Linked DNA regions of Homo sapiens: region 2 is linked to region 1. A link is a contact called in ENCODE Hi-C data. All regions are on one chromosome and are shown on one strand. Each heading gives the region's core, a stretch centred on a gene start or an enhancer-like site at or near the end of the contact. The rest is flanking DNA. Distances are from core to core; before and after follow the strand shown. Region 1 overlaps LPP (LIM domain containing preferred translocation partner in lipoma). Region 2 overlaps LPP (LIM domain containing preferred translocation partner in lipoma).

Region 1 (4,958 bases), core at 1,821-4,320:
GAAAGATTGTGAAATATTTAGGAGGTAAAATTGATAATAAGGGAAAGAGAGGGCTTAGAAATAATACCTAAACTTCTGGCTTAGGAAACTGGTTAGATGGTGATGCCACATACCGAACAACATTGGAGTGGAAAAAATTCCTGAGAGAAGTGGATGAGTTTATTTTGAAAACATTGAGGCTGAGATTTCTGCAATACATCCAAATGCACCTGAGCGATAAGCAGTTAGAAACAATTGAATCTGAAGAGCAAGTTTACTGAAACAAATTTATATCATATTGTAGAGCTGATAGTTGAGGCCATAGTAGTTAAAGGCTCTCTTAACCAAATGTGGGAAGTGAAACAAGAGCAGGCCCTAGGAAAGACACCCCTCCCCAAGCCCCACCAAAGGAAAACAACATTCAAGCCCAGGCACGGTGGCTCATGCCTGTAATCCCAGCACTTTGGGAGGCCGAGGTGGGTGGATCAGTTGAGGTCAGGAGTTCGAGACAAGACTGGCCAACGTGGTGAAACCCCATCTCTAATAAAAAGAAAACAGAAAAAAGAAAAAAGAAAAAAAAATTAGCCAGGCATGGTGCACACCTGTAGACACAGCTACTCGGGAGGCTGAGGCAAGAGAATCGTTTGAACCTGGTAGGCAGAGGTTGCAGTGAGCTGAAATTGCGCCACTGCACTCCAGCCTGGGTGACAGAATGAGAGTCTGTCTCAAAAAAAAAAAAAAAAAAAAAAAAGAAAAAGAAAAAGGTAAAACGACATTCAAGGAGAGGGAGACGAAGAGCCACTAAGGAGAGCCCTGAAGTGAAATTGTTCAGAATGGTAGGAAGAAAACCAACAGAGTGTGGTGTGCAATAACTGTGAAAAGTTGGCAAGATGGCCTGACTGTGCCACAGATTTACATAAGGGCAAGTACAAAAGGGAAACTCTGAAAAAAGCCTACCGAAAGAAGGTCATGTGTTGGAAGAGTCGGCTGAAGTATTGAACCACAGACTGTAAGTTGGATAATAAAGGAAATATAAGAGACTGGTGAGGAAAAAGAAAGGTAATAGAAGGTAAATATGCTGAAGAAAAGTAGAATAGGAGTTACCTGAATGAGAGAGAGTGCTGGAAGAATGAGGGGTTGTGTTCCGAGGCTGGTTTTAATTTTTACGATTTAGGAGGTAAAATAGAGCGAAGCAATGATAAGATCCAGGGTATAACCAGGGGCTGTAGAGGCTGCAGCTGAATGGAGATGAGAGTTACAGATGAGTGAGTTGGGCCCTGAGCCTCCCAACAGGACTAACAGCCTGGGTAGTGGCAGGAGAGAGTTGAGCCACTTGTCCTGTGGTCAATGAGTAAAGTCCAGGACCAGGACATTAATGAATGACAGCAATGTGGAGAAAAGACCATTTAGTCGAATGTCTCTAACCTTCAAGCAGAATATAAACAGTACTAAATTGCAAGTTAAGAATGCAAGAGAGACAATCAACTCTGTATTTAAAACTAATACAAAAGACTGTCTGACCCACTGTGGTTCTGTTTCCAGGGCAGACTGGTGGAGCCTATCCAGGTCCAAGTGTGCCCGAGGTAAAATGCCAGTCTGTCCACATTTACTGTTCCCTAGACCTATCATCACTTCCAGTCACCATCTCCAACGACAATGCTGGCATTCTCATGGTTCTGCTTGAACCTTTATGCTCTTCCTGGACTTTTTTTGCCCTGAGGTATCTGTTGCTTCTCTACCACAGATTTAAATTCTGTAGAAAAAGACTACCCTCCTGTGATGGTCCATTTGTGTGTTAATTTTTTCAGGCTAAAGTCTCCATTTATTCAATCAAACTCCAATCTAGATGTGGCTGGGAAGGTGTTTTGTACATGTGATTAAAGCCTCTAATCAGTTGATTTTTAAGTAATGAAGAGTACACTAGATAACCTGGTTGAGCCTGATTCAATCAGTTGAAAGGTCTTGGAAGTAGAGCTGAGGATTCCTTAAAGAAGAAGGAATTCTCATTGTGGCAAGTAGCTTCATCTCATGCCACGGAGTTACAGCCTGCCCTTCCTAATTGCCTAATCTGTAGATGTTAGATTGCCTAGCCAGCCCACAAAATCATGCAAGCTACTCCTTCCCAATTAATGTCTTAATATATATCTTCTACTGATTCTGTTTTTCTGGCACTATTTTCTGTAGCCATCATCCATCATATAGGCTAATCTTTGACTTTTGGTGGGAAACAAACCATTCATAAGGGGTGCTGATGTTGCTGCAAGACCAATATGTAGACCACTCTTGCTACATAATGATTCCCACCCTAAATACAACAAATACTGCTTCTGAAGAAACATGCCTTCCTAGTATAAGCTGAGAACACTACCAGTGAATTTTCATAAGGACCTTTCAATAAGATGGAAACTCTCTGAATCCTTTAGAAGGTGTCAGCCATCTCATAAGGAGAAGGAAAGAAAGTACACAACATAAAAAGCTACCCCAAATGTCTTAATACTCGTATAGACAATGAGGTCATCAAAATCAGGAAGAGACCAGCAAAAGGTAGAGAAAAACATGATTAAAGAGGCAGAGGTTCTTGATCTTACTGATAATCTTTTATAAATTTTATCTGCCTATAATTATAATTAAATACTAAATGTTTTGAGTAAGTTTTTTTTTTTAATTGAGAAACAATTCTATTGAGAAAATACTTAATTTCAAGAGTATGACTCTCATGGAAAATATAACACAATTATGTTATTTTTCTGGTTAAAATAGGTGTTGGTACCTTGTCAATTCAGTTATTGCACGGTAGTACTATGGTTTGTATAAGCCGAGGTTTAAACCTGAGATCTTAACACATTGGGGTTTTTATTTTATTTTATATATGTGTGTTGTGTGTGTGTATTTGCTTATTTAATTAGAGGCAGGGTCTTGCTCTGTCGCTCAGGCTGGAGTGCAGTGATACAGTCATGGCTCACTGTAGCCTTGACCTCCTACCTCCTGGGCTCAAGCAAGCCTCCTACCTCAGCCCACCCCCAACCCCCCCAACCCCCAATGAGAGTGGCTGACACAACAAGTGCATGCCATCATGCCTGGCTAATCCTGGCTATTTAAAAAACTTTTTGTAGAGACAGGATCTGACTATGTTGCCCAGGCTGGTCTCAAACTCCTGTGCTCATGGGATCATACCGCCTCAGCATCCCAAAGAGCTCAGATTACAGGTGTGAGCCACGGTGCCCAGCCTCACTGGGGTTTAAAAAAAAAAAAAAGCGAGATTTAGAATTGTTAATAAAGTTAGATATTCAGTTACTAGAAGTACTATATTTAAAAATAAAATTTTAACACGATTGCTTTTATTGCTCTTTAATTTTAGTGTAGTTTTGTCCAGTTAACACAGAAACATGATGAACATGTATGATCTTTCTGTTTTGAAATAATTTAAGTAATTACAGAATGTTTTTAACATTTCAACATGTTAAGACCTTAATATGACACCCTTATTGTTCACATGATACCTGAAGTTCCAAAGAGGACACATTACTTTTCCAGTGTCATAGAGATTGGGTGGAACCCAGTCTAGAATGTCACTTTCCGACCTTTTTTCCCAGTGTTCTTCCCACTGCTCAGTGTTGAGTAAGAGAGTTTTAAAACAAATTCACACACACACCTCCATGTTCCCTGCTCTCCCCACCCTTAGTAAAATCCCCTGGGATGCTTTTGGCAGGATTCAGCGATGGCTTTGGCAGCTCTAGCCACGTTCCTGGAATCCATCTGCAAGTGCTGGTCAGCAGAGCCTGCTTCATTCCCTTTTTGGTATTAGTCAGTAAAGGTTAAGTGTATGTGAATTATCATAAGTTTATTTTTAGTCTCCCACTACCCCCTTTTTTTTTGGTAAGTGATCAATGACTACCAGGCACAGGAAATACATTTCACTGAATGATTTTCTAAAATCAAAACTCCATCTGGGCTGGAACTGAGACAGGATTAGGAATGACCATTTATAACATTAATATCAGCTACACTAAACTACTGAAAGATGCTTAGAGTGGGGAAAGGGTCTTCACCTTTGCCTGAAAGTACTTCCAAGGCTGAATCCTGGCTCCTCTGCTAGCCAATGTGTTGTGTGTAATAGCAGCACATGCAGCTGGTGATCACATTGTGACTCAGTGCACCACGGGGAGAGAGGGTCGGACGGATGAGGAACTAACTCAGAATTGTAGAACAGAAGTCTCAGCTAGCAAGTACTAAATGTGGTCTCCTTAGTTGAACAAATCAAGTTGAAAGAAAAAAAAAAGTGAGGGAATGAGTTGCTAAAGTTAGTTTCCTTAAAGTGAGAGATAATATTTCCCCTTTAAAAAGTAAGACACACAAAAAAACCTGTCGCCTTCATTGTGGATTAAGTTAATATTATAATAACTAAAACTAGTAGCATAGCATGGACTGATGAAGACAGTATTATAAAATGAAAATTAGTGTCAGTATAGCAGGGGTAGTCCTGGGATGGGGAGTAAAATTCATAGCCACAGCCATCTGGAGAAAGAAGAAAATAAAGTATATAAGCTTTAGCTATTAGGGACCCAAACTCCTGGCTGCTAGGAAGGAGGCCAATCAAGATTTTATGAACCTTAAAAGAAAAAAGGAAAGGAAGAGAAGGAAAGTGGGGAAAGGGCAAGGGAATGAAAGGAAGGAAGGGAAGAGGAAGGACCATAGTGGCCACTCCACTTGAAAGGGGTTTACTGCAACCACCAGTCTTATGTGTAAATGCTCTCTCTCTTCAGGGTAGTAGGCAAGGATGGTCACTCTATATTGAAATTATTATTAAAAACAATAGTTATATCTTTGTTTTGAGATAGATTCAAGTACAGAGACAAGGACAAGCCATCATCTTTCAAAAATCTCATCTCTTTTTCTACTGTAGTACATTTAAGATCTAGGTTTCACAGTTTATTCTGTGAAAGATTCTGGTTAGTGACTTTCTGGAAAGAAGGAAGGCG
Region 2 (4,958 bases), core at 1,326-3,825, 340 kb after region 1:
ATTACCCCATTTCACAGATGGGTCAAGTGAGGCCCAGGAAATTAGAGTGATCTGAACTCAGTCACACACAGGTCTCCACACAAACATGTCAAGCTTTTAAGTACTGACTGAGTAGAATTCTTTTTCTATTAATAGTTCATCTGGGTGACTTAAGACAACCAGAGTTCTCTCTCCAGGTCTTGGCTCACCAATCTCTAAGAAAAGAAGGCTGAAATCCCATCATTTCTGGTCTGAGGCTGTAGAAAGAGAGAAATGCCTCAGATGTCAATAAATTATTAAGTTACTTAATTGATTAGTAACTTCGAACAAGATATTTTGTGTGACTAAGCCTCCATTTCCCTATTTACAAATTAGGAAGGATAATATTGTGAGAATTAAGGAATCCAGTTGATTCAGTTAAATAATCATCTGAGTCCCTACTTTGTGTCTCATCTATGTCAGATGGTAGGAAAATGTGGGTGTATTCAGTGCTCCTGCCCTGTGGGGGACTCACAGGCTTTCACCCTTTTCCAGGGAAAATGTTGTTGCTGAATAGAAAATGTAGAAACTGGAAGGAATATTTAAGATCTCATGCCCTATTTAGACTATTTAAATTCATAAGACATGGAAAGTCAGCAGAGATTTCAGATAAGAGAAATGAAATACAATTGCTATATCATCTATGAAGAGGAAAGAATTCCCTGTAATTAAATATCAAAACACTGAGCTTGGGATATGAGAAGGGGCAGAGAGTGTTAATCACAAACAAATTAGTGAGATAAATTGCAGGGTATCTGCTTCCTAAAGGCTTTAGAAAGTTATTGAGGCTGATAATTACAGAAATTCTATGGGTTTTCATTCCTACTTGAAGGGTAGACCAAAGAAATAGACACCTAGACATATCAGCCTGATCCCAATGTTCTCAGGTACCAGAGATTTAATGTTAATGAAAGAAAAAAAAAAAGTTGTAGACAGCATCTAGTTCAATAACCTCATTTTACAGATAAAAGAATAGACAGGAATAGAGAAACATGTCTGGGATGATAAAACAATTAAAAAGCAGATAGGACATCCAAGGGATATTCTAAGTCATTTCTCCATTAGAAAATCCTCACATCATTTCACACGATTTTATGGTATCAGTCCAAAAATAAAGTAAAAAACTTTGAAAATACATTTCAACAATTACAGTCAAGAAACAGAAATTTTTCCTTTTCCTGATAAAATAAAAAGCATTCACAGACAAATGAAAACAGTGAGGGTAGTACAATATATTCATCATTATTTTGTTTTTTGTGAAAGCAGGGCTGGGCTGGGTGTGGTGTCTCACACCTATAATCTTAGCACTTTGGAAGGCCGAGGTGGGAGGATCACCGAGCTCAGTAGTTGGAGAGAGCCTGGGCAACATAGTGAGACCTCGTGTCTACAAAAGAAATAAATAAATAAAAGCAGGGCACACACAAATGCAACGTTATTTTGATCTTAAAAAAAAAAAAGTGTGGGGTTAGAAAAGAGGGAAGCATGCCTTCTATTTTATTAAATTTACTTTGTGGTCTTTATTGCATAGGTGACATTATCATATAAGGTACCTTCTAAGAGGAGGTGAAAAGGCAAAAGGAAGGCAAAGGTGGTGGAATGAAGTTTAGGTCAGCAAACATCTACTGAGAATTTTCTCTGCTAATGGCTCTGGGCCAGGATCTGTGAGGAATAGAATCATAAGAAAATACCATCCCTGCCCACAAACTGTTTAAAAGCAAACAAGCCTGTAATCCCAGCACTTTGGGAGGCCGAGGCAGGCAGATCACGAGGTCAGAAGTTCGAGACCAGCATGACCAACATGATGAAACCCTGTCTCTATGAAAAATACAAAAATTAGTCAGGCGTAGTGGCGGGTGCCTGTAATCCCAGCTACTTGGGAGGCTGAGGCAGGAGAATTGCTTGAACCCGGGAGGCAGAGGTTGCAGTGAGCCAAGATTGTGTCACTGCACTCCAGCCTGGGTGACAGAGCAAGACTCTGTTTCAAAAGAAAAAAAAGGCGGGGGCAGGGTGGGAAACAAGGCAGAATTATGCTAACAATTTACCCTAATACAAGCCTAGAATGATGAGTGCAAAGAAGAGGACAAAAATCACCACTAACAACGGACCAAGAATGAGACACTAGGTAGCCACCCATTAGACACGGTCCATGCCCTCAAGGAACATATGCCTAGTAAGGAGATACAAAATCATTCATCCATCATTCATTCACTCAGATTCATTGAAAATCTACCATGAACCAGATACCGATGTACATGCTGAGGCTTCAGAAATGAGCAGGACATGGCTGAGTTCACAGTTCAGGGCAGACAACAAACACATAATGCTGAGTAGACACCAGGCAGTGTGATTAAGCCAAAGGAGATGTGTTTTAAAAGCCTAGGTTACTCAGAGAGAGAGGGGTAGATTATCAGAGATGACACGGAAAAGGCACCTCTACAACAAACAATCATACTTTTGACTCTAATACAATGGAGAATGAATAAAGCGTCTAATAGAGAAGAGTGCCACACACAGTGAGAAAGTCCCTAGGGAGTATTCTGACCAAAGTCTTGGTCTTGAAGGAGAGGCATAGTCTTCTAATTGCTTTGATGAATCACAGACCAAACAGTGATTCAGCTCTGAAAGAAACCTTAGAGATGGGCATTCCAAGGTCTCATGGGGTTAGTAGCAGAAGCAGGACTGGAACCCAGAACCCAAGTTGGACCACTAGACTGGTGCCTCTCCCTAAGCCCACTCTGCCTCTTCCATGTCTGTGAATGAGCTTACCACTCCTAGCTATGCAAAACTGCATAGAACCATTTCAGCAAGAGGCTCAGGTAGCATTAAAGAAGTTCCCACCTCAACGATGTCAATTTTTTGTTACTGTTGTCTTGAGGAAGCATGTTTGCTTTTAAACGCTCCCAAATTAAAAGCCATTCTCAGCCTTCCTACAATTGTATGTGCGCTGGGCGCAGTGGCTCACTTCTATAATCCCAGAACTTTGGCAGGCCGAGGCAGGCAGATATCTTAAGGCCAGGAGTTCGAGACCAGCCTGCACAACACGGTGAAACCCCACCTCTACTAAAAATACAAAAATTAGCCGGGCGTGGTGACGGGCACCTGTAAGCTACTCAGGAGGCTGAGGCAGGAGAATCGCTTGAACCCGGGAAGTGGAGGTTGTGGTGAGCAGAGATTGTGCCTCTACTCTCCAGCCTGCGCGACAGAGCGAGACTCTGTCTCAAAAAAATAAAAATTTTAAAAATAAAATAATTAATTAAAAAAAAAGATGTGGACCTGAACTCAGATTAGTGTCAGAGTGAACTTTCTAGTTAGCCTCCTCTTTCCACAGTGAAGAAATTACACCCAGAGAGACTGAGGTTAGTCACCCTGTCCAATCACAGCACCAGTTACACAGCACCTGAACTCAGAAGGGTCTAGCACCTTTTGCTCAGTGCTGCCAGTGTGGTGGTCTATGGCCTCATTCTCATAGCCTGCAAGTGATAGACCCCAGGACAGCAAGAATCATGCCAAAAGGATAACATCAATTAGCCTGTGTATTGTAGAAACAGATCACGAGATTTTAGAACGTAAAGAAAGAGAAAAAGAAACGATTTATTTCGCAGCTTTCCGTGCAAGCTTTTCAAAGGCCCTTCCCAGATCCGGCCTTCTGAGACACCACCCCAAGCCCCCGGAGGTTTGTTCTCTACTTAAATTGCCCCAAACTATGCTGTTTTCCTATCAATACTCAACAGCAAAGATGGAAAAGAATTGCCAATTTCTTGTGAATCCTGAAGATTTCCTTTATGAGTCATGGGAAACTAAAATAACCTGAGGGGTAGGGGGAACGGTAGAAACAGTTTTAAATCGGTTCTCACTAGTTTGTTTTACAGTGTGGTATAACTCCTGAGAACAGAAAAAATCAAGTTTCTAGAGTTGTTGTAAAAATAGGAGTTTTTGTCAGGTTGTGTCAGCTGTCACTGTGGCATTTCTTATTAGTATTTTTCTGTCTTTTTTTTGTTATATTAATTATAGTTTGATCACTGTAAGAGCTATTTTGAATCTATGGGACTTTCCTAACCAGATTGTTTTGGCATTTTAAAGTTACTCACATTCAGGGCCTAAACAATATAGCAAGTATCTTTTCTTCCTCTCTTTTTTATACTCAAATTCTGAACAAAGGAACCATCTGTTCTCTCTCTGAAAACATCAGCCCTTGTTTTCATTTTTCATTAATCATAATGCCTCAAACTTACATAATCTCTTTCTCCAACTTGCTTATTAAAGCATTTTGTAGACATCGCCTCATTCGTCTTCAATATCATCCCCTACAAACTAAGGAGAAAGGGGAAATGTTTGCTAATTTTCACTTAGGTAAGTGATTATCAGATGTTTAATGAATTTTGCATGAATGATGGCATGTTAGCCTCAGAAGGGACCTTGATGATCACCTGGCCCAGTTCTGGCTCTTGCATTTGTAAAATGAAGACCCAGAAAGGAGAAGTGATTTCACATTCTATTTGTGTACCTAACTCTCTACTCCTGACTGTAAGTGGTGAGGGTAAGAACCGTGTCTTTCACAGTTTTGTATCTCCAGTACCTGGTGTGTATTTGTTGAATGGATGAAAATGCTTGCAAATAGTCACACAGGTGGCTATGACAGAGCTGGGGTCAGAGCTCTACTCTCCTGCCTTCCCATTCAATGTGTGTGGTTTTTTTTTCCTTCTTCTTTTCCTTCTCTCTCTCTCTCTCTGTCTCTCTCTTTCTTTTTATAATACAATATAGACCTGAATGCAAGAAGAATCAAGCAGAGACACAACTAAAAAGGTGATGAGGATGGAGAGGATAAAAAGCAGGCTTTTACCTATAAGTTAGAAATAGGTTGAACAAACCCAGTAGAAATCAAGTTTAGCCATTAGCCATGCTAAAAAATAACCCATGTTAAGGCTGAGTGTCTAAAAGCT

What was found. Hi-C counts contacts between places; a loop is a spot of excess contacts on that map. Pooled maps may share reads with other maps.
Region 2: a loop to region 1 is called in a map of OCI-LY7, with 4 times the contacts of the local background. The contact joins two enhancer-like sites. A Hi-C loop is called at or near these places in 2 of 168 maps with a recorded cell type or tissue (B cell and OCI-LY7) and 4 of 50 pooled maps.

What each region holds. Positions count from the first base shown.
Region 1 is chr3:188,577,927-188,582,884 of GRCh38, reverse strand. All of the region lies in intron 6 of LPP (LIM domain containing preferred translocation partner in lipoma), which reads right to left. Among named protein-coding and RNA genes, the nearest start is that of LPP-AS1, 12 kb to the right of the region's middle. Within about 2 kb of position 3,070, at least 14 of the 41 ENCODE cell types and tissues checked have a DNase peak (open chromatin) inside an H3K27ac peak, as active enhancers do.
Region 2 is chr3:188,242,173-188,247,130 of GRCh38, reverse strand. All of the region lies in intron 2 of LPP (LIM domain containing preferred translocation partner in lipoma), which reads right to left. Among named protein-coding and RNA genes, the nearest start is that of FLJ42393, 66 kb to the right of the region's middle. Within about 2 kb of position 2,575, at least 4 of the 41 ENCODE cell types and tissues checked have a DNase peak (open chromatin) inside an H3K27ac peak, as active enhancers do.